Linked DNA regions of Homo sapiens: region 1 is linked to region 2. A link is a loop called in an ENCODE intact Hi-C map of the cell type or tissue named here. Cell type or tissue: Calu3. All regions are shown on one strand. Links, peaks and the distances in the headings refer to the core of each region. The heading gives the core; the rest is flanking DNA. Region 1 overlaps EPB41L4B (erythrocyte membrane protein band 4.1 like 4B). Region 2 has its middle 23 kb from the start of EPB41L4B.

Region 1 (14,954 bases), core at 4,284-9,283, 150 kb before region 2:
GCAACTCCAGACTGTTCTCAAGCCAGCCTCACCCACAGCCTACTTCCAGGCTCTGGCCAACTGGCTTCTGGTCCCACCCCCCACCCTCTCTCTCAGCCTTCTTTTCTCCTTTCTGTCTTTCATCTGTTGTCTCCATCATCTGAGCAGATGACATACCAAGACCCCATTCCCAGGCCTGGTAGGTAGAGGCTATCTCCTGTGCCAACTGCACAGGACAGGTAGTGGCTTCTTGGCACGCGGTTGAGGGTTCTGAAGCATTGCCCAGGCCAAGCCAGAAAGATAGCCAGGATGACTTAGTGATGTGAGCCATGGAGGAAGTGAGGAGTGGCCACACACTTGAAGCATTTGCCTTCCATGCTCAGTGCCCTCCTGCACTCTGCTGAACAAGGGCACACACTGTGGTATGTCAGTGAGTGGATATCAACAGAGGGCACCAGGAAAGAAATATATCATGGGGAGAAACATATCGTTTCATTTCCCTTTTTTTTTTTTGAGACTCGCTCTGTCACCCAGGTTGGAGTGCAGTGTCATGATCTCAGCTCACTGCAACCTTTGCCTCTCAGGTTCAAGTGATTCTCCTGCCTCAGCCCCCAAAGTAGCTGGGACTACAGGTATGCACCACCATGCCCAGCTAATTTTGTAATTTTAATGGAGACAGGGTTTCACCATGTTGGCCAGGCTGGTCTCAAACTCCTGACCTCAAGTGATCCACCCGCCTCGGCCTCCCAAAGTGTTGGGATTACAAGTGTGAGCTACCATGCCATATTTTTTAAGAGACAGGGTCTTGCTCTGTCACCCAGGCTGGAGTGCAGTCGTGTGATCACAGCTCATGGCAGCCTTAAAATCCTGGGCTCAAGCAATCCTCCTGCCTCAGCCTCCTGAGTAGCTGGGACTACAGATATGTGCCACCATGCCTGGCTAATATTTTAATTTTTCTTTTTTATAGAGGCGAGGTCCCACTATGTTGCCCAGGCTGGTCTTGAACTCCCAGCCTCAAGAGATTCCCCACCTCCTCGGCCTCCCAAAGTACTGGGATTACAGGCATGATCCATTGTGCCCAGCTGTAACATATAGTTGAGGATTTCATATGTCTTGGCTCTTTGTTATCTGTGTTCAGAAAACAAACTGACCCTGACCCATGACGAGATGCATGGGCCCAGCCGTGGCATCTCGTTTGACACTGGGACACCCTGCTACTTAGCTGGAAAATACCAAACATTGTGAAAAAAGTGCCACATCCTTTGGGATACGCAGGGTTCTCCACCTTATCCTTGAATAGCACCATGCGCCCAGCAGAGGTCCAACAGCTTGTACTGGTGAGGATGAGGTTGGAGGACAGAGGATGCTTGATGTTAGGAGAGGGAACCACGGACAGGGTTATTTTGGGTTTCAGGGAGGGACCATTTGCTCCAGAGAACAAATATACACGTCTTTTATCTCAAGAGAGTTTCCTTAAATAGTTGATATCATCCTGCTGTGAAGAATAAAACACAGCCCCTGGGTAAGTTTCATAGAAAAATGATCAAGAAAATTGCCAGCCTCTTTTCCGTCTCCAAAGTGATCTATCTCTGTCCTCTTTACAATTGTGCAGTCCTGGACAATTTCCAAAGGGCTTTTTACAACTATTATCTCACAATGGTCTTCACGATGGCCTGTTTTACTATTCAAATTTGGGAGATGTAGAAATTGCATTTGCAAAGTCTTAGTCCATGGTTCATTTTGTTGACTGTTTCTAAATCTAGTTTTTAGTCAAGTGAATCCATCTGAGTCACCTGCAGTTAACTTTTACCAGACTACTTAAAACCCTCCTGCTGCTCTCTATGGACCTCAGGGTATATCCTGCAGAAATATGTCTCCCTGCTACCCTCAGGAACAGTTCCCACTACTGCCCCAGGGCATCCATACTCCAACCAGAAACAACTACAACAGGGGACCCAGGCCACTGGGTCTTTTCTTCTCTGATGATAGCAGGCACGCAATGGGTATTTTTTGAAGAAAATAAAAGCTGGCACAAATGACCAAGAAACATGGCCACACTGCCTAGAAGCCAAAATGTGTCCTGGCCACCAACTGAAGAACATAATGAGCGCCTTAAGGGATGGTCCAGCATTTGACTTTCGTGGTAAAGAAGTGTTGATCCACCGCACAAGCCTTTCTGACCTTTCTCAATATACATCTGATTGGATTGAAACAAAAGAACATCCTGGGGCTCCCACGCTCCAGACTGTTGTTACGTGAGAAGGAAATAAGATAACACATGGAATCAAAGGCTATTTTGGAATACCACTTAATTTTTTTCTCCTAGTATTTCCTTTCTTCCTTGGGTCTTTTCTGCAGGCAAGCAGCTACATTCATCTGTACATGCTTGGCTTTTGAGTTCAAAATCTGACTCTCGGGGAAACAGAAAGATTCTCTGCATAGATACATGATGATGAAAATGTGTAAGGCTTCTTCATCATCCAGATAGGAAAAGAGATGGCTAGTTTGACCATTGGAGAGAAAAGTCAGAGGGAAAGGGAGGAGGAGTAGACTTTAGTGAGTACCGAGCAAAGGGGCCCTGTGCAACTTTCTCCAGACACTGAGGCTGGGAAGCAGGGACTGAAGAGCAGCAAGAACCAGCCCTGCCAACCCCCTCAGGTAGAGCTGAGGAGATGGCAGGCCCCAGGACAGGGTGGCCTCCAAACAGAATGTTGTCCAACAGGTAGAGAGTCACACATCCTGGCAGGAGAGTGATCTCCACCCACCCAAAACAGCCACGAAAGAACCAAAGAGAGGCCTAGATGTATCAGTGAACAGATGACATCATGGACTAAATAGATTTCTCTCCACCTCCCTGTGCCCTAGGGAACACAGCCAAAATCACAGAAGGGGTACCCTAATTTAATTTGAGATTCAGCTTCAGCCCTGCTGGTATAATTAAGTTCAAAATAAAAGTAAGTTATTGCACCAGATGGAAACTCCCTTCTAACACCTAACCCAGGGCCTGTTCCAATGCCCTACACAGCCTTCCTCTGGCCAGGGCCCTGTCCTTCCAGACACATGAACTTTTGACTAACATGTCATGGCCCAGAAGGGATCTGGGTGTTAATTGGCTCTGCTTTGCAGTTGGGTAAGTGGTTCATGAAGCATGGGGATCAGAGAGGGACGAGCCCCAAAGAGAAAGCGTAAAGAACACAGAAAGCACAGGTATTCATGGTCTGTGTTACCTGGGGAGGGAAGCTAGCACGGTAGACTTGGAGTAGCGTGCAGGACTCCGCATTCTAGGGTGAACATCACTAATGCATCAATGTACCCTCCCCCAACTCCCCTCGCTCAGTCAACGCCAATGCCCCCAAGCACCTGCTCACATTCACATCCTAAAGAAAATACCAACTGGAGAGCAGGTGCTGTCTTGACTCACTTGCCTCCTTCCCTTCTCACCCACGTATTCCACCTCTTGCAACCCAGGCAGAAATTCAGATCTGATTACGAACTCTGATACAGAATCGGAAATGGAAAGACGTGAAGCTGCAAAAGTTCTAAAGCTTAAGATTGCTAAATTGAGCTACCTAATAAAAGAGTTGGGGATTAGAGAGGAAAAGGTTTGGGAAAAGGAGGGGGAAGAAACCTACAAAAGCGAAGTTGGAAAGAGTGTTTCTTTGTGGAGAGTTTGGGAATGAAAGTCCCTGGAGTCAAGCAGGAATGTAAGAGAATAAAAGAAAAGGCAAAAAGAGATCAAGATGTGTTACAGGAGGTGTTAATGTAATATTCTTTAATGATTTTTTGAGAGATGCCTGTTCCAGATTGAAACTTTTTATTAATCTGGGCTCTTTGGACTGTGCTTCTTTGAAAACCACTCTACACAGAGACCGGCCACAAGTATCAAGAGTGATAAAAGTGAAAGGCTTATGCTAGTTCTTTTTCTTTTTATTTATTTATTTTTTTTGGAGACGGAGTTTCACTCTTGTTGCCCAGGCTGGAATGCAATGGCGCGATCTCGGCTCACTGCAACCTCTGCCTCTGGGGGTCAAGCGATTCTCCTGCCTCAGCCTCCCAAGTAGCTGGGACTACAGATGTGTGCCACCATGCCCAGCTAATTTTTGTATTATTAGCAGAGATGGGGTTTCACCATGTTGGCCAGGCTGGTCTTGAACTCCTGACCTCAGGTGATCCACCCGCCTTGGCCTTCCAGAGTGCTGGGATTACAGGAATAATACCACCATGCCCAGCTTTTTCTTTTCTTTTCTTTTCTTTTGAGATGGACTCTCGCTTTGTTGCCCAGGCTGGAATGCAGTGGCGTGACCCTGGCTCACTGCAACCTCCGCCTCCTGGGTTCAAATGATTCTCTTGCCTTAGCCTTCTGTGTAGCTGGGATTACAGGCACATACTACCACGCTCGGCTAGGTTACGCTGGTTCTGATAGTGTCTTGGTGGAACGTTGCTGAATGAAGGCAAGATCTCCAGTTCCCTGTTGGTCCAGCACTGGGCCTAGGGACCAGGATAGTGGTGGGGCCTCAGGAGTCTCATCCAGTAGGAGGCAGGGGGCTAGAGATAGGCTGTAAGCTTGGGAAATGACTACATGGAAAAAGTATTCACCAAGGAGGGGTAATTCACTGCCTGTGTGATGAGTAGCACATGGGAAGTTCTGACATTCATGCCCGTAAAGGGCTGCTTCCTCTTCAGCAGGAAATGCTGATGGGAAGGCCCAGAGAGAGCAGCCACAGGCAAAGGGCACAGGGCTGGTGGCAAAATAACCATAGCTCATCCAGGCTGAGTCTCCTAGACCAAGGTACCTGAGCACTTCCCTTCCTCATGCTCCACTCAGCAACTCTGAGGACCAAACCTGGGCTGACAGCTTGGAGATGGTCCCAGGGCTGTCCCACAGCCCAGACTGAGACCAGGGCATCTGACCCGCTTTGAGGGAGGGTACTGGCTAACAGGGAAAGACACAGACACATCCTGGATTGGGCCATCTGCCACTGGAATGGCAGCCCAGAGTCTAGGTTCTAGAACTGGCTTTGATACACACTTGCTATGTGACTTGGGACAAGTGTCTGCCCCTGTCTGGGCCTTGGTTTTCCCATCTATATGTGAAGGACTGGATGAGATGGTCCCAAGGCATTGTTCCACCTGATAGGCTGGGGCCAGTTAGTTGAGGAAGCCCTGGTCACAAGTCAGGCACGGGGGTCACCCTTGCCTCCCTCTACTTCTGGCTCCTTCCTCCCATGGATAAGGAAGCCCCTCTGCAGCCCTCATCAGCAGCATCCAGGACACTGACTTGCGGAGGCAGGCCTGGTCCCCTGAGATAGAGACCTGTCCATCACCCTACCAACAGGTAGGAGGGCTGCTGCTTGCATTTCTGATGCTGGGGGAAGCAGATGGAGGGAGGAGGACCAAAGGGAGAAGCAGATGGCTGGAGTCCCCTCTTCCCTTCTAGGACCCTTTGGCGCTCATGGAAATAGGATTCTGGAACAAAGTGAGGTCAAGGCCCATGGTACCAAGGAAAGCCCAAAATGGAGGAAGCTCTTGCCAAAAAGCTAGATGCCCAGGATACCTTCTCCCTGAGGCCTGCATACATGCACTCATGCCTCAAAGGATGCTTTATCCTGAGGACACACATTCACTGCAAACTTCAGCTGTGAAGTGGTGGCTGTGTCTCAGTGCAGTGCAAGGACCTCAGTTGTCCCATGCCTGAGCAGTGAAACAGGCCCATACCCATTTCATAGCTTAGTTGGAGATACCCTGAGATGTGAGCAGCGTGTCTTGGGGAGAGAGAATGAGCTTCCTATTACTGAAGGGGTGCAAGCAGAGGCTGGACAGTCATTTGGCAGGCATTGCCCCTCAGATCACGGCATCTCCAATTCCCTACCAGATGCTGCTTCCTTTCTCATCTCAGCCTGTTCAGTTCAAACAAAGAAAAGACCATTTAAATCTATAAGTAATTAAATCTACAAGCTGGACCTGCAACACAATGATCTCTAAGGGAATCTCATCACTCTTGTCAAAGCCACCATGTTTTTTTTTTGGAAATTGACCCTAATTCTCAGACCCACCAGGCCCTTTACTTGTTCCCTGAAAAGGGTTTCTCACCTGCAGGAGTCCCACAAGGGCTGCCATCCCTAAGGGGAGACCTGTATGCAGAGGATGGAAGATGGCAGGAGGTGCGAGGGGCCTGGAAAGCTGGGGTGTGGCCTTGAGCCAGTGCTTCAGACCAGATGGATCGTCGGAAGCAACAGCAAGAGATTCCCCACGGGTGGGCATGCAGGGCGCAGTCCAGGAAGCCAAGAAGCCGAGAACAAAACACCGAGGAGCCCTATAACACTCGAAGTGCAGTAGACAGGCATGGGCAGGACCCCCACAACTACCCTCGGAGCAAAGGAGCACCCCTTCCTCCCTCAAGGGCTCTAGAGGTGGAGGGACCCACAGTGCCTGACCCCTGGATGAAAGCTGATCCCTGAGCCTCCAGGACAAGAGGAAGAGGCTCCTCAACAGCAATGCCCACCTCTGTCCATCCGTCCCACTGCCAAGATGTTTCTATGGTCTGTGACTTTTCTGGTTTTAGCAAAATAGGAAGTTTACCAGAGGAGTGGCTTCTGTGAAATCCATCAGAAGATCACCCGGCTCCAGGGTAAAGGCACCTCCTCGGTCAGAGGGGCTCTAGGGAGACAGACAAACACCCCTGGTTAGAGACGGCACTGCATTGATGATAAAGTTCACCAGAAAAGACAGGCAGAGGTTCCCAGCCTCTCCTCTACACTGATCTCATTAGCAATGACAATCCCCTTGTATTTCCCTCACCAAGTAGTGTACAAAATGTTGAGACTTGAACCCCAATTTTTTCATAGGTAGAAGTAGGCATGGTGCAGAGAGCTGTCCCTTTCAGAGCTGCGGGCCGCTTTTCTTAAGTGCTCTTAGTGCTTTTCTACTGGTCTTTTGGGGAAAAAACACTTGAAAGAGTCCTCTGAATGTATAAAGAGAGAGCAAAGACCTTGTCCTAGATTAAGAGGATCAAATCCAGGGTCCTCCAGGAGCTAAACTGATCTGCACACTAAGAGCAATGATCTTCATGGCAGGTGATGGCATGTGGATTATGTTGCTTGCTTTTGGAAAATGTTTTGCCCTCCTGCTCTGGGGTCTTAGCTGCATGGATGGCCTCGAGGTCTTTTAAGGGAGAAAAAAGAAGTCCCATCAACGTGGTTCAAGCAAGGCCCCAAGGAGAGAGATGGCCAGGAGAGGGAGCCCTGTGGCCTTTGGTGGGATGCCACTTGCATCCCCTCCACGCCACCCCAACCCCCTTCTGTTTCGTAAATGTTTCGTTCAGCCTGGTTTTAACCACAGTGTGGGATATGTGATAGGAGCCTGGGTCCACACCTGAGACAAAGTTGTACAGGGGGCTCCACACAGTGGAGGATAATCCAGGCTGAGATGCCAATAGGTGGAGGTGATCTATAGAGAAGCAGAGAACCTCGATCTTGGCCAGTCGCTGGCTGAGCACTCCAGGCAGGTTTCTGTGCAGAACACTAAGCAGAGATATTTCCAGAGACACCCAGGGAAGGCACCAGGTGAAAGACTGGCCTTGGTAATGCAGGAGGTGGCCCTGGACCATTATTCTTCAGCTGTCACCAGGAATTGTGATCCCTGAAGCTGCAAAAGCCTCAGGCATCCAGTTTGCATGAGCACTTTAACCTCCACTGAACCTGACGCCAGCCAGGGCAAGATAGCAGATCTTATTCCCATTTTTAAGAGGAAGAAATTGAGGCTCGAAGAAATAAAGGTTTTGGAAGTGAGTGCTGTGGCTTATGAATGGAAGAGCTGGGAACAGCCTCTGAAGCTCCGGTCTTGCCTTCAGGGCACCTGCCTCCTGCACGCACCTTTTCTCTGTGTAGTCACATGAACCACTGCAACCTCTGACTTGAATCCACTTGGACAGCAATAGGTTCAATTGTATTTGGACCAATTGCCAAAGAGTAATCGTAGCTAGAGGTCTCTCAAAGAAAACCAAGAGAAACATCTTGTGTAAAGCCTTTGTCATAGCCCATTCACATCTCAGGCAATTTCCTGAAATTTCAAACCAGCAAATGGAATAATATTTCCTATTTTCAAACTACTAACACCGGCTATATGACATAAGGGAAGGGATGGGGACACTTCTATGTTTTTGCTCCTCCAAACTGTTCACTATGGTTGGGGGGGAATCATTTCTCTCTTTCTATCTTTACAGTGGACTAATAGCTTATTATAGAGATGAGATTCTAAATGAAAACTGCCCTCAAAAATCTCTTACATTGCAATTAAAGTACAATGAACCTGATTTTATATTTCACTCATTGTCTCACAAATGGTTGGCTTGTATTTTGGGGTCAAGTTATATAAAAACATGTTCTGGTTGTTGCTGTTGTTTTATGAGTATACACAATTGATTATGCAAAATTTAAATACATGCACCAGATGCTACTCAGTAAATTGATACTGAATTCCCAGCAAGTGTGGCTGCTCGCCAGGGCTTTCCACCCCCCAATACCTTGGCCCCAGGGGACAGCAGGCCTTTGCCTTCTGACTTGTGAGGCGAGCTGACATTCTGGACCTTGGGGGACGGCAGCGGCACGGAGACTTGTGTGGCGGCCGTTGTGGTGTTTGTGGTTGTAGATGTGGTCACTCCCACTGCCTCGGCCAGGTCTGGAGGGAGGTCGTCTTCATCACTGCGGTTACTAAAAGCACATGAAGCTCTGCTCATTACAATAATAAACAGGCTGTGAGGAGTGGACGGAGGATGGGCAGGGGTGGGAAGACCAGGGATGGGGATTGGGGGTTCCCAAACAGATGTCCACCAGATGTCCAGCTTGCAGGATCCAATACTCTGACTTTTTTGCCAAAACAAATTGGGGTGAATTTTCTGTCATTTGCCAGGGTGTTGTTTTGTTTTGTTGGTAAAATATATACAATATAATATTTATCATTTTAACTGCTTATAAATATACAATTCAGTGGCATTAAATGCATTCACAATATTGTGCAACCATTGCCACTATCTGTCCCCAAAACTTTTTCATCAGTGACAACAGAAACTCTGTATTGATATTGAACGATAACTCCCCAAGCCCCTCCCTGCAGCCTCTGGTAACATCAATTCCACTTTCTGTCCCAATGAATTTGCCTATTCTAGGAACGTCACATAAGTGGAATCACACACTCTATGTTCCTCTGTGTCTGGCTTATTTTAGTCACCATAATATTTTTAAGGTCCATCCACATTGTAGCATACATCAAAATTTCATTTATTTTTATAATATAAAAATTCCATTATATGGATATACCACATTCTGTTTATCCATTCATCTGTTGATGGACACTTGGCTTGTTCCCACTCTTTTGGCTATTATAAATCATGCTGCCATGAACATGGGTGTACAAACATCTGTCTGACTCTCTGCTTTAAGGGTGGTGCTGGGGACTCCAGGCACATTGTCCCTAAGGATCTGCCATGTAGAGCTTCTGGAGCCACCCTTGCATAGGGGTTGTGATTTAGAATGATGGCTGAGCTCAAGAGTGTAGATACAAGACCCATGACAGGTAGGCACCAGTGCAGCCTGTGCAGATCACTGGTAAGGCCTCAGCCCAGCACGGGGCCACGTGGGAACATGAGGCCGTGAGACAAAGCTGCAGTGCGGATGGGATTGACTGAGGGGTCCCTGAGAGGTTTTAGATTATTCTGTGTATGGAGAAGCCTCAAGGGAAGGACTTAGGGCTCATTACTAAAAAGGGGGAAAGGTGAGAATTGAATAAGTACATGGAAAAATTAATAATACACCAAGTATTTGGATCCACATAGATGACATAGGTCAGATGGGTTACACGTTCATTCACCCACTTAATTTTCACACCGACCCTATTACCATCTCCATTTTTCAGAGAATCAGATGATATTTAGCAGCTGATTGTGAAATTATTTGTTCAAGTTCGCAAAGCTAGTTAAGTGGAGGAGCGGGGTTAAAATTTCTTTTTACCTCATTTAAAAAATTATCACCTCAATAGCATAGTTATTATTATTTAGTTTTATATAAAAGGCCATTTAAAAACCATAGCTCATTTTTCACAGAAGGGAGTCAACTGACACTGCCTAAAATTGAAAAAGACTCCAAATTCATCATGGTTTTTATCTTTTGTCTTAGTTTAGATCTTATGGCCAAGAAGCATATCTAAAATTCAGCAAGTCTTCCAATTTTACCTGTTTCTAAGGTAAATTCATGATAAAGTCATAAAACAACAGTTTCATAAGTAAAATTTTACATACAGAATGATTTTTTGCTTTGAAGTTGTTTCTATTTTAACAATATATAAGCATAGAAACTTGTCTAATGTAACAGTCGTCAACTATGAACCCTGGTTATTTTTGATTCTGGGAAATTGGCTACTTTTCTCTTCTGTCTTGCCTATTTACTTTTTTTTCTTTTCTTTAAATATTTTAATTAACTTATAAATATTTTATTATTTAATTAAAAATTTAAAATATGAAACGCTTCACAAATTTGCATGTCCACCTTGCGCAGGGGGACCATGCTAATCTTCTCTGTATGAGTCCAATTTTAGTATATGTGATGCCAAAGTGAGCACTATTGAATTTTTTTTAGACTTTTACACTATGTTTAAATAAACAGTGAAGTTATATTTCTGGAAAAAAATAAAATAGCTCATGATTTTCTAAACATACTAGCTGGTATCAATAAAAAATGACACTTTTGGCTGGGCACAGAGGCTAATGCCTGTAATCCCGGCACTCTGGGGGGCCAAGGCAGGCGATTGCTTGAGCACAGGAGTCCGAGACCAGCCTGGGCAACATGGTCTGGTCTTGTCTCTACAAAAAATACAAAAATTAGCCAGATGTGGTGGCACACACCTGTAGTCTCAGCTTCTCAGAAGGCTGAGGTGGGAGGATCACCTGAGCTGAATCACCTGAGGCTGCAGTGGGCTGTGATCGACCACTGCACTCCAGCTTGGGCAACAGAGTGAGGCCTTGTCTCCGAAAAAAAAAAAAAAAAAAAAGACCTTTTCGCCTGCCTTAAACTCTCTGTAGAGACCCTCTACTTCTCCATTCTCACTGCATGTAGCAGCCACATTTTCCCTCCTTGTCATATTTCCAGGAAATAATGTGGCTGAGATTTTTGTCTGTATCTTTAAAAGCAGTGGTTTGAAGACTTGTTCACAGCACCTGAATGTTACAATGCTTTTGGTGGAGCAACCTAAAATCTGACTACACCTTATTCCAGCCTAGGAACTAGAAATATTACAACAGCCAAAAGGGCGATGTGTGCACACAAATCTGTATCTCAAAAATGATGATGTAAAAAATATTTTCCAGAAAATCAGAGATCTGAGTTTTCCCATTTATATTCCTTGATCACGTGCCAACTTTATCAATATCAAAGAGTTAAAGAGATGGGCAAAGGCCAGGTGTGGTGGCTCATGCCTGTAATCCCAGCACTTTGGGAGGCTGAAGCGGGCGGATCACCTGAGGTCAGGAGTTCGAGACCAACCTGGCCAACATGGGGAAACCCTGTCTCTACTAAAAACACAAAAATTAGCTGGGCGTGGTGGCACACGCCTGTAATCCCAGCTACTCGGCAGGCTGAGGCAGGAGAATCACTTGAACCTAGGGGGCGGAGGCTGCAGTGAGCTAAGACTGAGCCATTGCACTCCAGCCTGGGTGACAGAGTGAGACTCCACCTCAAAAAAATAAAATAATAATAATAATAAAAAGATGGGCAAATGAGCGGTAGCCAGCGTCAAGGATTCGAGAACTCTTTATGGGACAATAACACTGGGAAAATCTCATCCATGGATGTTGCTATTTTCTACTAATGGGGAAAATGCTGCTATTGTTTGATTTTCAAAGCAGAATACTTTGGGGCAGCTTAAGAAATACACATGTAAAGTTCAAGGTTTGAAAAAGAGTGTCCTTAAAAGAGCCAGTTTGATTAGCCGGGCATGGTGTCATGTGCCTGTAGTCCCAGCTACTTGGGAGGCTGAGGCCGGAGAATCGCTTGAACCCAGGAGGCGAAGGTTGCAGTGAGCCGAGATTGTGCCACTGCACTCCAGCCTGGGCGACAGAGTGAGACTCTGTATCAAAAAAAAAAAAAAACAAAAAAAAGAGTGAGTTTGGTGAGTTAGTGAAATTTCCTTTCCTTCCAGGTTATATATCAGCCAGTCATTGTTTCAAACATGATTACATCTCTCAAATGAGTGATAGTAACATTTTGAGTTTCAAAATGTAAAAGGAATGGCAAGTTCTGCCAGTCTTATCCTCGAGGGAAGCAAACTGTCATGGCTTAATTGTCCCCCAGAGATCATTAGGACTGTTAATTATTTGAACTTTACTCGTTTTGGCTTTCCTAGGAAATGCAGCTGACCAGAAGTTTCTATGAAGGATATGAGGTGGGATATATCTCCCTTAATATCCCCCATACATGCCTCTTTTCCTTTTCACAGGTACAAATGGCAGACCTGAGATGGCTGTTAGAGAATTGCATCCAGAATCCCGTGTCCTGTCCTACATTTTGCACTCTGGGTACCCCCTAAACTCCATCTTTCCTCAGAAGCTTCCAGGTCCTAGAGAAGAAAGAAAGGGGACCTCATCCTATGGCCAGGGTATTGGGGCTTTACCCACATTCTCTCATGTTAAGCCCCACAAAACTCCTCAGAGGCAGGTATTATCTCATCCATTTTACAGAGGAAGGAAGAGAGGATCAAACAGTCACTTTTCCAAGAGCTTACAGCTGTAAACTAGCCAGGGGCCTGACAGAAGCCTTTCCAACTCCAAAGCCCCCATCCTTTTCATTCGTCCAGAGATCCCCCTGCAGTTACTCTCTGACCAATGACACATCTGGGCACAGTACCCATGCCATAGCTAAGGTCAAGAAATGGGAACTACAAGCCGGGCACGGTGGCTCATGCCTGTAATCCTAGCACTTTGGGAGGCCAAGGTGGGGTGGATCACTTGAGGTCAGGAGTTCGAAACCAGCCTGGCCAACATGGTGAAACCCTGTCTCTACTAAAAATACAAAAAAATTAGCTGGGTGTGGTGGCGGGCACCTGTAATCCCAACTACTTGGGAGGCTGAGACAGGAGAATTGCTTGAATCCGGGAGGTGGAGATTGCAGTGAGCTAAGATTGTGCCACTGCACTCCAGCCTGGGTGACAGAGTGACAGAGTGACAGAGCAAGGCTCTGTCTCAAAAAAAAAAAAAAAAAGGGAAATACCATTGTGATCAGTACTACAACTATTACTAGTACTCACCACCCTGATTACAGCAATTATCTTTCTGCTTTGGATTATAATTATTTGTGACTCTTGTCTTTCCCTCCAGTAAAGTGTGAGTCTTTGGATGGGAATTGTCAAAGTCACTTTACTATTCCCTAACGATGCCTAGAACAGTCAGGTGCACATGTGCCCTGGTGATTCTGGGACATTTTGGGAAATGGCTCCTCCTACAGGTGTCAAAGCTCAGTGATTAGCTTTGGTTCTGTTGACAGACGGGGCTGCCTTTTCATGGATATGCCGTGGAAAGCAGCTTCTGATGTGGGTTGCAATGATCCCCGTCCTAGTATTCATGCCCCTGTGTAATCTCTCCCCTTGAGTGTGGGCTGGACATAGGGATTTGCTTCTCATGAACAGAATATGGCAAAAGTGATGGGGGCCAGGTGCGGTGGCTCACACCTGCAGTCCCAGCACTTTGGGAGGTCGAGGCAGGCAGATTACTTGAGGTCAGGAGTTCTAGACCAGCCTGGCCAACATGGTGAAACCCCGTCTCTACCAAAAATACAAAAATCAGCCAGGCTTATTGGCTTATACCTGTAATCCCAACTACTTGGGAGGCTGAGGCAGGGGAATTGCTTGAACCTGGGAGGCGGATTGCAGTGAGCCAAGATCACACCACTGCACTCCAGCCTGAGCGACAGAGCAAGACTTTGTCTCAAAAAGAAAAAAAGTGATGGGATGTCAGTTCTGTGCGTAGGTTACAAAAGACTGTGCCTTTGCCTTGCTGTCACTCTCTCTGGCTCTTCTTATGTGCTTTCTCTGATGGAGAAGGCTGGAGAGACCTATGTGACTACAGGCTGAGGGCATCCTCTGTCCAAGAGTCCTTGAGGACCTGATCCCTGTCAGCAACCGTAAAAACAAGCCTGCAGATGAGACCGCAGCCCTGACACCTTGAATGCAGCCTTGTAAGAGCCCCGGATACAGAAGACCCAGCTAAGCCATGCCCCGACCCCCACTCCACAGGAACTGTGAGGTGATAAAGGTGGATTGTTCTAAGACACTAAGTTTGGGAGTAATTTATTACACAGTAGTCAATAATGAATCCTTATGCTAACTATGTAAGGTTTTCAGGGAGAAAGGGCTAGTCTCATTATTACCTAAATTGGAAATAAATGGAATTTGGGGGCTGCTCCCTGGGACTAGTCAGAAGGGCTAAGAAGCATTTGTATCTAAACAATTAGTCATCATAGTTGTTTTAATTGAAAAAGTTGCAGTACAGAACTCACAAACTATACTGTCTTGTTAACTTCCTCACTCGGGGAGGCTTGATTTCCGGCTTTTCCACAGCTGGCTGGGCAGTTTCCACACGAATAGGAATAGGACTTCTAGAGACACACCGAAAAACAGAACAATACCATCAAAAAAGGTTTATGGTCTCGTTTTAGCCATAGGGACTGCTTTCTCAGTTAATGTACACCTTAATAACATTGATAGTCAAGAAATCCATTTTTTTTGCCTTTCTACCGTACTTAGTTCATAATTATAATTATATTTTAAAACCATAGAAAATCCAAACAGTAAGAAAAAAATCATAGGGAAGAAAATATAGCAAATGGGGCAACTAAACATAATTGAGGTACAAAATAAAATTTCTCTGCTCCGTAACAGCCACCCCTGCCCCCCAATATGAGGGGTGAACCAGAATGAGGGTTTGGCTCATAACC
Region 2 (14,954 bases), core at 6,554-11,553:
AAGCGGGTATTCGTGCGTTTGAATTCCCTGAGGAATTTTTAAAACACAGAGTCCAAGGCTGGTATCACATTTGTGCAAAATCAGTCTTTGGCTCTCTACCTAAGTGACTACGTTTGGCTTCTCTCTTCCCACTCCCTACCTTCCATTTCCAGTGTCAGATTCTCTCTGCTTCCAGTTTAGAGTCCAGAAAGGGAGAATCTGACTGGAAGATATTCTTATGTGCCAAGTCACAGGTCACCGGCCAGCCAATGAAATCAGCTTGCTTTGTGGTCAGTGCCCAGCCCTGATCCCAACCACTGTAGATGGTTGAGCAGGGTCATACAAAACACAGTCCCCTATGCCTCTCTGCCTCTGTCTTCTCAGTAGGGCCAATGGACGAGACAGTTTGCTCTGGTTTCAAAGGCAATCAGAAAAACATCTTGTAGCTCTTTTGGGGGAAAAAGCAGATTATGTCATCCCACATTTCCAGTTGATAAGAAATCCAACTGACCCTTTAGCTTGGGTTACAGTAGAAAATCTAGGTGAACCAGCCTGCCTTACTTGGCCAAGTATTCTAATAGAGATAAATACTGCATAGCCATGTAATAAACAACCACTGAGACAATTAGCAAATATAACCTCCAGTAGCATGGGCTTTGGCCTCCCACAAATTTCAGAAATGTTGCCTTCACTTGGGTCAGGGTTTTAAGTAGCACTTTCCCAAATTATGTTAGCAAATTAGCAGTTTGGAACATCCTGCTCAGCTTCAGAGATCCTTGCCAACCTCATCCTGCTCAGAGAAAGCCATGCACAGTCTTTTCTTATTATTATTTTTTTTCGAGACAGAGTTTCGTTCCTGTTGCCCAGGCTGGAGTGCAGTGGCACGATCTTGGCTCACTGCAACCTTCGCCTCCCAGGTTCAATCAATTCTCCTGCCTCAGCCTCCTGAGTAGCTGAGATTATAGGCACCCACCACCATGCCCAGCTAATCTTTTGTATTTTTAGTAGAGATGGGATTTCATTATGTTGGCCAGGCTGGTCTCAAACTCCTGACCTCAGGTGATCCACCCACCTCGGCCTCCCAAAGTGCTGGGATTACAGGCGTGAGCCACCACGCCAGGCCATGCACAGTCTTTTCAAAGCAGATCGTGTAATGTTTCCTCTTGCTGAAGTTTGCCCAGTGCAGTAGGGTTAACTGAGGAGGGGCCTCAGTATTGGAGCTGCCAGACTGATGAACAAGAAGCCTGAATGTCCAGGGTTGCAAGATAAAAGAGGAACCCAGGCAGAGGTAAAGATGCCCTCTTTCCCTGAGCATCTCAAGGTCAGCGAACTTCTTGCTGTGCTATCTAATATGAGAGCCACTAGCCACCTGTGGCTATTTAAATTTAATGAAACAAAATTTGAAAATTCTGCTCCTCAGTTGCCCTAGCAACGTTCAAGTATTTTAGAGCCACATGTGTCTAGCGGCTACCATTTTAGACAGTGCAGAGGAAAACCGTTTCCTTCAGTGCAGAGAGTTCTGTTGGACAGAGCTCTGTCCCTGTGTTCCCTCCCTGCTCCCCACCTGCTAAATGTCGGTCATGCTGTGCCCACCCTGTGGGTACAGATATCACAAAGCCAGTTTGGAAATCTCTTGAGAGTTTAGTATTTGTGCTTGGAGACTTTTTGTTTTTTAATAGAGATGGGGTCTTGCTTTGTTGCCCAGGCTGGTCTTGAACTCCTGGCCTCAAGCAATTCTCCCACCTTGGCCTCCCAAAGTGCTGAAATTACAGGCATGAGCAACCACACCCAGACAGTTTGGCTATCTAGTGACACAAAAACCATGTAATAAAAATCCTCTGAGGAGGGCTTCTTGGCTCTAGATTTTTCATGGTTTTCTCTCCCTCTGCAGAGAGAGGGGGCTCATTAGTTCCCCCGTTTTGGTCTTTTCTATCAATGCAGCCATAATCTTCATTTCAATGAGCTGGCGATCTGTTTCTGTGCTCCTATAAGGGAGAGAAGCCTTTTTCTCTTTTTGTTTTCTTCTTTTTAGAGATGAAGTTCTCACTCTGTTGCCCAGACTGGAGTGCGGTGGCATGATCATAGCTCACTGCAGCCTCGAACTCCTGGGCTCAAATGATCCTTCTGCCTCAGCCTCCAAAGCAGTGGGGACCACAGGTGCCTGCCACAACACCTGGCTAATTTTTAAAATATTTTGTAGACATGTGGTTTTACTTTATTGCCCAGGCTGGTCTCAGACTCCTGGCTTCAAGCAGTCCTCCTGCATCAGCCTCCCAAATTACTGAGATTACAGGCATAAGCCACCACACCTGGCCAGAGAGAAGCCTTGAAACGGGGAATAGTTCCAGGGTTTCAATGTCATTAAGGTTTGGGGAAAACATAAAAGGCTGCAGCTTAAACATAAACCAACCAACCTTCCCTCCCCCTGCTCACTCTCATTAGGCCAACTAGTAGTAGTACCATGCAATACAGTGGCTTCCCTGGGAGCGTTTCTGAGGAGACCACTCTGTCCCAAGAGTGGCCATGCCCATCAACAAAAGCCTCAGAGGAAGCCTTCACTCAGTAGAGCTGAGCCCCAACTCTCAAGTTTGCTGTTTGGAAGATTCCAAGGACATGCCCTGGGGGTTCCTGAGGCCCCATTCGATCTGCACCTTCCCTTATTCTGGTCCCAGTTCTGGAGGCACAGGAACAGAACAGTTGTTTCACTGCAGAGGGCAATGGCCATTGGCCTAGCTGAACATCCCCAAACAGAGTTGCTCCCTCATTTGCATTCCCAGCCTGCTACCCACAACTTCCATGAGCAGAGGCCGTCTGAATCGTCTGGAGCAATCCAGCCAGCCCTGTTGCAAAACATCCTGATGATAGCCACCTAGGTTTCCCATCTGAAAATTTTGACTTTTTTCCAAGAGAAGCCTTAATAGATTAATTAGATCTTTGCCTCTCTGGGATTTGGCAAATAAACAATGTTGCATTTATACCAACCTTAAGTATAAAGGACTAGTGTGTTTCATCATCAAAGTTAGCCAACCTGGGTTTAACGTGAGAGGCAAGAAGGAGTTAATATAAAGTATGTATGTTGTGGGGAGGAGAAGATGGGTGTGGAGGTGAATTTACTGCATCCTTAACCCCTAGGCCCTTCAGATAAAATTTGGTAAAGAGTACAAATTGAAACAAAAGAGTACAAATGTATACTCAATGTGAGTATACATTTCTTGATCTTTAGGTCCAATGTTACCCTAGATGACTAGATGCATAACTGAATAGATCTTGTTTCTGAGAGTGACAGCCCTCTTTAGCATTTGAATAAGTTGAAAACATTTGTCATGTTTGTTTTTCAGGTCTTGAGGGAGGGCTTCAGGAATTTATTTATTTTTTATTTTTTTTAGACAGGGTCTTGCTTTGTGGCCCAGGCTGGAGTGCAGTCATATGATCTGAACTCACTGCAGCCTCAACCTCCCGGGCTCCGGTGATCCTCCCACTTCAGCCTCCCAAGTAGCTGGGACTATAGGCATGTGCCATCATGCTTGGCTAATTTTTAAAATTTTTTGTAGAGACAGGGGTCTATGTTGCCCAGGCCGGTGTTAAACTCCTGGGCTCAAGTGATCCTCCTACCTAGACCTCCTAAAGTCTTGGGATTGCAGGTAGTGAGCCACCACTCTTGGCCAGAAAATTTTTTTCATAGTGATTTTTTTCAGGGGATCTGTTTCTTAGGTCTAAGTGCGATACCTAACTTATCAAATAAATTTGTCTTTGATTTAAAAATATAAAATAATTTTCTATTTCTGGTGATTTAAAAACATAGATAGATGAGAGACAAATAGATTAATTTGAAATTTAGCCACAAGAGGTCCAATGTATATATGGGTTAAACAGTCCTTGACACTTAGTAACCAAAATGTTTTAATTTCTCAAAATTTATAGAAGCCTTTTTCTAACGAGGAGGAAATCATCTTATAGCGTCTTGAGCACATATTTCTCTATGATTCAAGAAGCAACATCAGAATGCTTCAAAGCCATTTCAATAAGGCCAGATCACCTTCCCACCCTCCTCTCCGACACACACTTTGTAGTCCATGCTTTACTGTTTTTTTTTTTTTTTTTTTGCGTCACCCAGGCTGGAGTGCAGTGGCACGATCTTGGCTCACTGGAACCTCTGCCTCCCGGGTTCAAGCAATTCTCCTGTCTCAGCCTCCCGAGTAGCTGGGATTACAGGCGTGAGCCACCTTGTCCGGCCATGCTTCCCTGTCTTTTGATGCCCTACCTCTTCTGCCTGCAGCTCTTTGCATATACTGTTCCCTCCACCCAAACTGCTGTGTCTTCCTTTCCTTGGGCCCCAATTTCTAACAGCTTAGCATACTCCTACTTGCTGTTTAGAATGCAGAAATTAAATGGATATTTTCAGCCAGGTGCAGTGGCTCACGCCTGTAATCCCAGCACTTTGGGAAGCTGAGGTGGGCGGATCACCTGAGGTCAGGAGTTCGAGACCACCCTGGCCAATACGGTGAAACCCTGTCTCTACTAAAAATACAAAAATCAGCCGGGAGTGGTGGCACATGACTGTAATTCCAGCTACTCGGGAGGCTGAGGCAGGAGAATCGCTTGAACCCGGGAGGCAGAGGTTGCAGTGAGCCGATATGGCGCCACTGCACTCTAGCCTGGATGACAGAGTGAGACTCCATCTCAAAAAATAAATAAATAAAAATAATAATAAATAAATAAATGGATATTTTCAAAGTAAAAAGTAGATACACAGCAGCAAATTTGAGATACTTAGCACAGTGAACCAGTTCTGCTAGGTTTTTGTTTGTTTTGTTTTGAGATGGAGTCTCACTCCGTTGCCTGGGCTGGAGTGTGGTGGCGCGATCTTGGCTCACTGCAACCTCCGCCTTCTGGGTTCAAGCGATTCTCTTGCCTCAGCCTCCCGAGTAGCTGGAATTACAGGCATGTGCCACCACGCCCAGCTAATTTTGTATTTTTAGTAGAGATGGGGTTTCACTATGTTGGTCAGGCTTTTTTTGAACTCCTGATCTCAAGTGATCCACCTGCCTCTGCCTCCCGAAGTGCTTGGATTATAGGTATGAGCCACTGCACCCAGCTGCTACTTTCAACTTATCAGAGAAGTCTGGCTTCTCCTAACTGTTGGGTTCTTGATCCCCTGATCAGTCCCACCCCAACAACCCCTTCCTTGGTCCCTGAAGAAGCATGGCTAGTTTTCCAGGCGCAGTTCCTGGTTCAGGACAATGCACTTCTGCAGACAGCTCTCAGAGCCCCCAAAGCAGCTGCTGAGCCTCCCTGCTTCCCACACCCAGAAATCTCTTTCCGTGGGTCTTGCCAGAAGGCCTGGGGTTCCTGAAGCCCCGCCTACCTTAAGGCTGCCTCACTGGAGAGGTACTTCACAAGGGGCCGAGGCCTTCCTGATTGGCATAAGAGCCATTTTTAAATTTTTTGGCCACGGTTAACTAAATGTTCCTGACTTAGCTGTCAAACTTGAATCAGCCTCTTCGCGGGAAGGCCTGAGGGCATGTTAGCCAGCCCCAGTGTTAACACAGCATGAAGCTGTACCCTAGAAAAAAAGGAGGAAGGTGATGGCCCTACCTAGAGAAGAATTCTCTTTTACAACTGCAGTTTTAAAGACAGAATTGGCAAGCCAGAAAGAAAGGAGAATAATTCTTACTGAGCACCTTCTCTGCATACTCTGCATTCATACATATTTTTTTAATTCTCATAACAACCTAAATGCTTGTATTATTTTCCCCAGGCCTGCCTGTAACATCTGTGGGGCCAGGATGAGGTCCACATACCATATGCCTCAATTTTTCAAAGTTAAAAATTACGCTAATAAGCTATTAACTAAAAGATGCGCTAACCTCCTAACTTGACACATGTCTTCTTAATGACCTGGAAGGCCAAGTTCACATTTAGAATTCTTAAGCTCATCAGTGTTCTGTGCTGAACTGTAGCCAGGCAGGGAGAGCTGCCCCCTTCTCTTCTCAACCCTGACTCTGTCTTGAACCACCACGAGGACACACCTGTGTGGAAGTAGGATGCTCCAGCTCTGTCCACCTCCATTCTGATCACCCCCTTCCCATCAGCTGCCTTTGACTTCCTTTGGGGCCTAGGAAGGGCCATGTAGTCCAACCTCAAGGGGAAAGATCTGGGGAGTAACCTTCAGAGAACCCAGAAGTGGGCTCAGCCTCATTTGGACAGGGAATTTCAGGGTCCTGGCTCTTGTAATGTGGTCTAGAAATGGGAGCGATTGGGCCAGGTGCAGTGGCTCACGCCTATAATCCTAGCACTTTGGGAGGCCAAGGTGGGTGGATCACCTGAGGTCAGGAATTCAAGACCAGCCTGGCCAACATGGTGAAACCCCATCTCTACTAAAAATACAAAAAATTAGCCAAGTGTGGTGGCGGGCACCTGTAATCCCAGCTACTCAGGAGGCTGAGGCAGAAGAATCGCTTGAACCCGGGAGGCGGAGGTTGCAGTGAGCCAAGATAGCACTACTGCACTCCAGCTTGGGCAACAAGAGCAAAACTCCATCTTGAAAAGAAAAGAAGAAAGGGAAGCAATTGTTCTAAGAGGCAGGTCCCTTTGGCCCCATGAAACCCCTGCCCAGCAGGGTGAGTATAGGCAAAAGAACACTGGAATAGGGCCTTATAGTTGATGGGTTGATGAGGGTTGATGACAGCAGGGGCCCCTGTTGCCTTAGCTTAAAGGTTTTACTGACTTCATTTCCTGCGCAAATGAGCTAATCAAACAGCGTTGCCGGGAGAGGCCAATCCTTGGGACAATGAACCCAGGGAGAAGAGGCAAAGTCCTTAATCCAAGGAGAACAGCTGGTGGCATGTTAATCCATGGGTGATGCAGGGTTGACACACCAGTACTGCACATTCTCAGGTCACTTGCTGAGTTCATGGATGTGAAACGGAATGCTCAGATGCCAAACATCTCATGACCATCACATAGCCAGTCAGCGACAGAGCTAGGCTGTGAACTCGTATCTGTCTCATTCCAAGATCCCTGCTCTTTCTATATTCCGTATTACTCCATGAAAAACCATAGAGGAGGGTGGCTGAGGTTGAAAAGAAAAGAGGATGCAGAAATTAGAGGGCTGAGTCTTCAGGATTTGATGAATCTTAGCTTTCCTGACTACAACACAAACCAAAGTCCAGTCCAAGGGGCTCCTGAATATCAGTTGGACACCCAGATAAGCTCCTGACTGATTGCCACCCTCTAGCCCCCGTAGGCCATACTCCTGCACTTAAAATGCAAGATTCTTGTCTGTAATCCCAGCACTTTGGGAGGCTGACATGGGAGGATAGCTTGAGCCTAAGAGTTTGAGAACCAGCCTAGGCAACATAGTGAGAGGCTGTCTCTTAAAAAAAAAAGAAAAAAAAAAACTTCCACGATTCTCCCCTCAAGTCTCACTCTGTTTCCCAGGTTGGAGTGCAGTGGCCTGGTCTCGGCTCACTGCAGCCTCTGCCTCCCAGGTTCAAGGGGTTCTTGTGCCCCAGCCTCCCAAGTACCTGGGATTACAGGTGCCCACCACTACGCCCGGCTAATTTTTGTAAATTTTTAGTAGAGATGGGGTTTTGCCATGTTGGCCAGGCTGGCCTCGAACTCCTGACCTCAAGTAATCAGCCTGCCTTGGCCTCCTAAAGTGCTGAGATTACAGGTGTGAGCCACGCGCCCAGCCCCTTAGATGCATATCTCATTGTCCCAAACTTCTCCACCTGCTAACTTTAAGATTTCGCTTTGATGAACTCTGACTTTTCCTCTCATTCCGCCGAGCCATTCTGCCTGCTCAGTGAAAAAAGGTGGCCTTGGGTTTGCCAACCAATGACACTTTCCTCAGGCAAGGGTAACTCACAGAGTACAAGTGACACAAGATTTTTTTCTTCTTAAATTTAACTACTAAAATTATAACTTATTTATAGATCTCTAATTGGCTTTGTAAATGAAGGCCAGAATGCATCATAAAGCAAGATTCAAAGAAAGAGAACACCTAAGTACAGATTGGAAATATGGCCATTAAATTTATATGCCTATCGAGGCTGGATGCGGTGGCTCATGCCTGTAATCCCAACACTTTGGGAGGCTGAGGTGGGTGGATCACTTGAGGTCAGGAGTTTGAGACCCACCCGGCCAACATGGCAAAAACCCATCTTTATTAAAAATACAAAAATTAGCTGGGTGTGGTGGTGCATGCCTGTGGTCCCAGCTACTCGGCAGGCCAAGGCACAAGAATCACTTGAACCCGGGAGGCATAGGCTGCAGTGAGCCAAGATTGTGCCACTGCACTCCAGCCTGGGCGACAGAGCAAGAATCTGTCTCAAAAAATAAAATAAAAATGAAAATAAATAAATAAATAAAATGTATATACCTATTGAGGTATTAAAAGTCTTGGCCTTCTTTCATTATCCTTTTAAGACCAGTGGTTCTCAATCTGGACTCACGTTGAAATCACCTGGAGAGTTTTAAGGGACACTAAAGTCTGGGTCCCAACCCCAGAGATTTTGTTGTGATTGCTCTGGGTGTGAGGACTTTAAAAAATTCCCCAAGTAATTTTTTTTTGCACAACTAAGATTGTGCATGGGTTTGAAGGGCAAGTCTTGCAGGTCTCACAGTAACTATCTGAGTTGCTTTTAGTATTTGAAAGTATGGACCTTGAGCCTGCCGAGACCCAGTATTTCCAAAGCTTCCCAACTTTGTTAACTGTGAAACGTCATTGACTTCCAGGGTCATAGGCATACTCTCCATACGGTCTAAGTTCTTCCTGCAATTATGGCTTTAAGGAAAGAGGGTCTTAATTTGTCTCCTGCATAAATGAGCAAGTCAAGTGTGGTGGGCCAGGAGGGGCCAATGCCTGGGAAGATAGATCCAGGGGGAAGAGGCAGAATGCTTATCCCAAGGGGAACAGCTTGTGCCATCTTCATCCTTGAGGGTTCTTGGGTCACTTGCTGAGGGGTTTTTCCCTCTCTTTTCAGCTGCATTTATCCAGCTACTATGGGCTGCTCGGGCTCTGGCAGGATCTCCCTGTGTCAGAGTCTTCTACAGTAAGAACCCTCTCAAAAGGTGTGGAAGGGGAAACAGAAGAGGAGCTAAAGGCTCAGGAGCTCAGGTCCCTGCCCCCACCTCGTCCTCCTCAGCACAGCCCCGATCACGTGGGTTGCCACCCACTCATTTGTTGGTGACTCTGAACCTTGGTTAGGGACAATTACCCACCACAGTCTCTCAAGCAGCTGCTTAGAACTTGCCCAGCGAGTTCTGCAGCAAGGTCTGGCCTGCTGAACTCACCCCAGGACTGTGGCTCCCTGAGGCTGGAGCGGAGCCTTTTTTCAGAAGCCTCTCAGATCGACTTTCTTTATAAGCTGAATGTGGCCTTTGCGGTCACCCTCTTGGTCATCCACAGATCTAAAGATTCCTGACCACACTTGTTGTCAGCCGAAATAACAAACCAAGCTCTCTCCCGACCCACGATGGAACCAGGCCTGGGAAGAGAATGCCCACATTGTTTTATTGTGAGATCAGGCATAGCTTTCCCAGTGGTAAAGGGAAACCCTCAAATGCCTTTAATACTTCTGCCAGTCCTGGCAGGTTATTTTCATTCTTCACCAGGGCACAGAAAACGATTGTTTCAGGGAACTCTCAAGCTCCCTCTAGTGTTTTCAATATATTGGGCATTACCTGAGCATCAACATTTTGAGGGACCTAAGGAAATAATCAGATGTTTGGACTAAGACTTATGAATGGAGATCATCATACCAGTGATATTTATTTATTTATTTATTTATTGAGACGGAGTCTCGCTCTGTCACCCAGGCTGGAGTGCAGTGGCATGGTCTCGGCTCACTGCAACCTCCGCCTCCTGGGTTCAAGCGATTCTCCTGTCTCAGCCTCCTGAGCAGCTAGGATTACAGGCGCGCACCACCACGCCCTGCTAATTTTTGTATTTTTAGCAGAGACGGGGTTTCACCATGTTGGTCAGGCTGGTCTTGAACTCCTGACCTCGTGATCTGCCCACCTCAGCCCCCCAAAGTGCTGGGATTACAGGCGTGAGCCACCGCGCCTGGCCCAGTGATATTTATTATGATAGTAAAAAATATAAGTAACCCAAATAGGGAAGTGGAAAAATAATCATGATACAGTATGGCATACCACTTTGAAACACTGATGTTTATGAAGACTTTTTAATGACATGGGAAAATGTTCATGACGTTATCGTGTTAATGAAATTGTACGTACATTGAGATATACACAATGTAAAGAAGTATGTAATATGTGCACAGAAAAATGTTGGAAAGAAATGTCCCCAACTGTCAGCTATTTCTAGGGGTGGGATTATAGGTCATTTAAATTTTCTTCTTGAGTCTATATCTGAAAGTCCCACACTGAGTTTGTAGAAAAATATAATTAGGATACAGGAATTTACAATCTGGAAAAAGTTATTCTATCAGTCGGGGCCTCAATAGGAAACAGGTGGTACACTAACATCAAAACGGTTTGAGGATGGTTCGTTGATAAGGGGATTAATTTCAAAAGTGTGGGAGTGTGGGGAAATCACAAGGGATGCTGCAGGGTCTTTCGTATAGAGCTACAGAGCTGTTACCATTGCTAGGAGAAAGAGAAGAGGCAAGGAAGGAGTTCACAGAACCTAGAAGGAGAAAGAGACACACAGCTGGCCACAGTAAGAGGAGCAATGACTTTCGGTTGGGGGAAGACCCAACCAAAGGTGACCTCATAGTGTCTGTCACTTGCCTCCCTCCTCTGATCTCCTGGGGATCCCTGCTAGACAGAATCAGCTGAAGCCAGCAGGCAGGAAGATCATGATGCAATCCATACAGACCCATATCATGAGGCTCAGAGCAGAGTACAAAAGGGTAGAGAGTGATTTAGGGCTAGGAGGTGTTCATATGAAAGATATCAAGCAGAGATATTTTTGATGTTGTTTTGTCTTTAGAAACAGGGTCTCGCTATGTTGCCCAGGCTGGACTTGAATTCCTGGGCTCAAGTGATCCTCCTGCCCCAGCCTCCCAAATAGCTGGGATTATAGGTGTATGCCACTATGCTCAACCCAACAGAGTTTTAAAAAGAATTTGTAAAAGCTTGAAGAATTTATTAAGTGAAAGTCAGAATGGACTTTAGGGTAGTTTTCTAGACCAACCATGGCTTTCATTTTGCAACATACCTTGATCAAGTCCTGGGAAGATGACCACTGGACTTTCGCAGGGGCAACCTTAGACATGGGCAGCCCTTTGCTCCTGAAAAATACCAACTCTCTTTGAACCGAAATGATTATTAGAGAGCTGTATGTGAAGAAGCAGAATGATGTAATGGGAAAAGTGCAGAGATAGAACACCTGGATCAAATCCATGCCACTTGGGCAATTTATTTGTCTTGGTCTCTTTTCTCACGTGTGAAATAGGTGTAATGAAATTTATGACAGATTTGTTGTGAGGATCAAGAGAGATTATATATGTGAAGGAACTCGATATAATATCCCACACATGGGAAGCACTCAGTGGATGTTGAATGTGAACCTGAAATCTGTCTCTTGGAAACTTCTTACTACTGGTCCCATAGTGACCCAGAGCACATCCTCTGTCTTCCTCACGCTGGTCCTTCAAATGTTTGAAGATAACAGGAATGTCCTCCTGAGTATCCTCTCCTTCAAGCTAAGTGTTTCTAGTTCCTTTGATCATTTTGGTTTTTTAAACACTGATCCTGTTCCAGGCCGTACAAGGTCGTTCATGCCTGAAATCCCAGCACTTTGGGAGGCTAAGGCGGGAGGGTTGCTTGAGCCCAGGAATTGGAGACCAGCCTGGGCAACACGGTGAGACCCTGTCTGTACAATTTTTTTTTTAATTAGCTGGGAATGTTGGCATGCACCTGTGGTCCCAGCTACTTAGGAGGCTGAGGAAGGAGGATTGCTTGAGCCCAGTAGGTCGAGGCTGCTGAGAGCTGTGTTGGTGCTACTGCACTCCAGCCTGGGTGACGGAACGAGACCCTGTCTCAAAAACAAAACAAAACAAAACAAAACAGGGAGAGGACTTGTTTTTAGATGACCCATGATCCCAGCCAGATGGATTTCTATAGAAGAGGCATCTGACCAAAGCTGTGCAATTAAATGTCTGCCTGGGGAGTTCTGAAACTGGAAGGAAGCAAATCAAACCCTCTTTCCTGGTAGGAGCTGAGCAAGGTGTGGATGAGAGGAGCAGAGAAATGGGTGAAGAGGGACTGCTGCAGCATTCAGGCATCTGGTGGCAGTTGCTCCAAAAGCTCAGGATAGCATGGCCTTTCCAGTGGATTGTCATTCAGTCCTTCTTGGATTCTGCGAACCAATAAAGTCCCATTGTCTAAACCAGTTCCTGGGTTTCTGAGACTTTCAAATAAAAGAATTGCATTGGCCACAGCATTGGCCAGATTTAAAAGCCTAGAGCATGGGCTCTGGAGTCCAAGACACCTGAGTTTGAATCTTATAGCAACCATTTCCTAGTTGTGTAATCTTTAGCAAGTTTCACAACTACTCTGAATCCATTTTCTTTTTTTTTTTTTTTCCTAATTAGAAAAAAATTTTTTATAGAGATGGGGTCTTTCTATGTTGCCCAGGCTGGTCTCAAACTCCTGGCCTCAAGCGATCCTCCTGCCTCCACCTGCCAAAGCTCTGGGATTACAGGTGTCGGCCACCATGCCCCACCTGAACCCATTTCCTTTACCTGCCAAGTGGGAACAGAATTACATACTTTACCACTTTATTAAAAGGAGCAAGAAAGGATAATATATATATAGTTCTGTACCTGGCATGCAGTAGACTCCTCTCACTGATGATAGCAAAGTAATTTATCTGTATTATTCCTGAGTTTTCAGTCAATTCAGACATTCACATAAGCTCTCACAAAATGTTTCCCCACCCTGAACTCGCATTGACTTTTCGAGCCTAATTGTGGGATTTTAAGAATTTCCCTGCTCAATTTCCTCCTTGTTAATTCCCAAGAAATTGTTTAACAGGAATGTCTAAATTTTTGAAAAGACAGATGCTCTTCTGTCCCCAAGGAGGATTCTGACTTGTGTTGCTTTCAGAGCTTCAAGACCAGATCAACAGCAGCAGTCAATGTTTAAAGAAGTCTTTCTCCTCTGCTGTGTGTAGATTCTTGGGCCCTTTCCCAGAAATGACTTTCCAGAATAATTGTCCTAGAAAGCTACACACAGGCTGCCTGTCTGCTGAATTGCCACACATTGGAGGTGATTCACAGTTCCCATCATTTATCCACAATGATAATGTGCAAAAAGCCCTTGGCTTGGAGTTAGAAGATTCTGGGTTCAAATTCCAGCTCTAGAAATTTTTGAATTCCTTGGGTTTCTAGTAAGTGTTTACTTGAGGTCTTGAAACATCAGGCAGAATGATTCATTCACTTGTAATTCATTCAACACACATTTAATAAGCACACTTCATATTCCAGGCTCTACAGGGACTGGTGCTGGAGTTATTAGATGAACACCTGCCAGTGACCTCAAATAGATCGTATTCTAATGAAAGAGATTAGCAACACAGACCTATAATTGAATGGGTATAGTAGTGTAATTAATGGCAGGTGCTGCAACAGAAAACCCCTATCCCCAAGTCTCAGTGGCTTTTCACAAAAAAAGGTTTTTTTTTGTTTTGTTTTTTGTTTTTGTTTTTTGGTTTTTTTTGGCCAATGCAAAGTCCAGTATAGGTTAGGAGGATTTCTTCCTTCGTATAACCACACCATATGGAACACAGTGCTGTCACAGTGGGCTAAGGAGAGATGGAGGAAGTACATTGGCTATTAACTGCCTTGACCCAGAAGTAGCACCCATCACTCCTGCTCATAGTCCATTGGGTAGAACTGACCACATAGTCGGCCGAAGCTAACTTCAGCAGAGGCTGAGAAATCCAGGGAAGCTCATAGGTACCTGGTGAGCACTAACTATAATATCTCTGCCCCATGGGTAAAGCTGTGGTAACAGTGAGCAAGGGGAGTGTATTAATTATGACTCCGTAAATGCCTGTTTTCATTTATTTATTTTTTTGGGACAGAATCTTACTATGTTGCTCAGGCTGGAGTGCAGTGGATTCTCACAGGCGTGATCATAGCTCACTGCAGCCTTGAATTCCTGGCCTCAAGAGATCCTCCCACTTCAACCTCCTGAATAGTTGGGACTGTAGACATGGGCCACCATGCCCAGCTTTGTAAATTCATGTTTTAAATCAAATTTAGGAATATTTCAGTCATTATTTTTTCAATTTTTTTTCCTGCTCAATTATCTTTATTTTCTTTTTGGGATTCCAATTACAAATGTGTTAGACATGTATGTTGATATTATAATTACATATATGATAGACTTATTATGATGATATTATCTAATAGTCTGGTAGAGTCAGATTGATAGACTCTGTTCCTTTTTTAAAAAACGTTTATCTTTTTCTTCATGTTATATAATTTCTATAGCACTATTTTCAAGTTTACTTACTCTTTCCTTGGTTACTTTCATTTTGCTCCTAAGTCCATCTGTTACATTTTAAAATTTTAAAAAAATGTGTAGAGACGGGGTCTCGCTGTGTTGCCCAGGCTGGTCTTGAACTCCCAGACTCAAGTGATCCTCCTGCCTCACCCTCCCAAAGTGTTGGGATTACAGGTGTGAGCCATTGTGCCTAGTGGTTTTCTTTGCTCTTAAGCCTGTGTTTTATATTCCTGGTTCGTCACACATCGGACCATTTTACACTGTCAGCTGGACATGAACATGGGAGGTCACTTTGTGCAGCTTCCCTCCTTTAATCAGCCTGCTTGTGTTCCTCTTCTAGTGCCTTCAGGGAGCTCCTTACTATTCGTAGCAAGCCAGGATGTTACAGCTATTGTCTGTCAGATAATCCATCTAGCAGGATCTTAGATTAGTCAGAATTGGAAACAGAACTCTGTGTGGGCTTTTAATTTGCTTTGGCCTGACAGCATCTC

What was found. Peaks named below come from ENCODE experiments on the same cell type or tissue, not always from the same donor. Only the 100,000 strongest peaks of a DNase experiment are listed, where the experiment ranks them.
Region 1: a loop joins it to region 2, with 5 times the contacts of the local background. A loop is called at or near these places in 3 of 110 quality-filtered maps.

Annotation. Positions count from the first base shown.
Region 1 is chr9:109,185,720-109,200,673 of GRCh38, forward strand. EPB41L4B (erythrocyte membrane protein band 4.1 like 4B) reads right to left here. Exons shown (of 26, transcript NM_019114.5): 20 at 14,517-14,615; 21 at 8,501-8,678; 22 at 6,559-6,636. It also overlaps the pseudogene RNU6-984P. Among named protein-coding and RNA genes, the nearest start is that of FRRS1L, 26 kb to the left of the region's middle. RefSeq lists an enhancer at 1-297. In Calu3, for the core only: a CTCF peak has its summit at 7,265; a DNase peak (open chromatin) is centred at 7,242.
Region 2 is chr9:109,336,350-109,351,303 of GRCh38, forward strand. No RefSeq gene overlaps it. Among named protein-coding and RNA genes, the nearest start is that of EPB41L4B, 23 kb to the left of the region's middle. In Calu3, for the core only: no CTCF peak of the experiment used is centred there; a DNase peak (open chromatin) is centred at 9,212.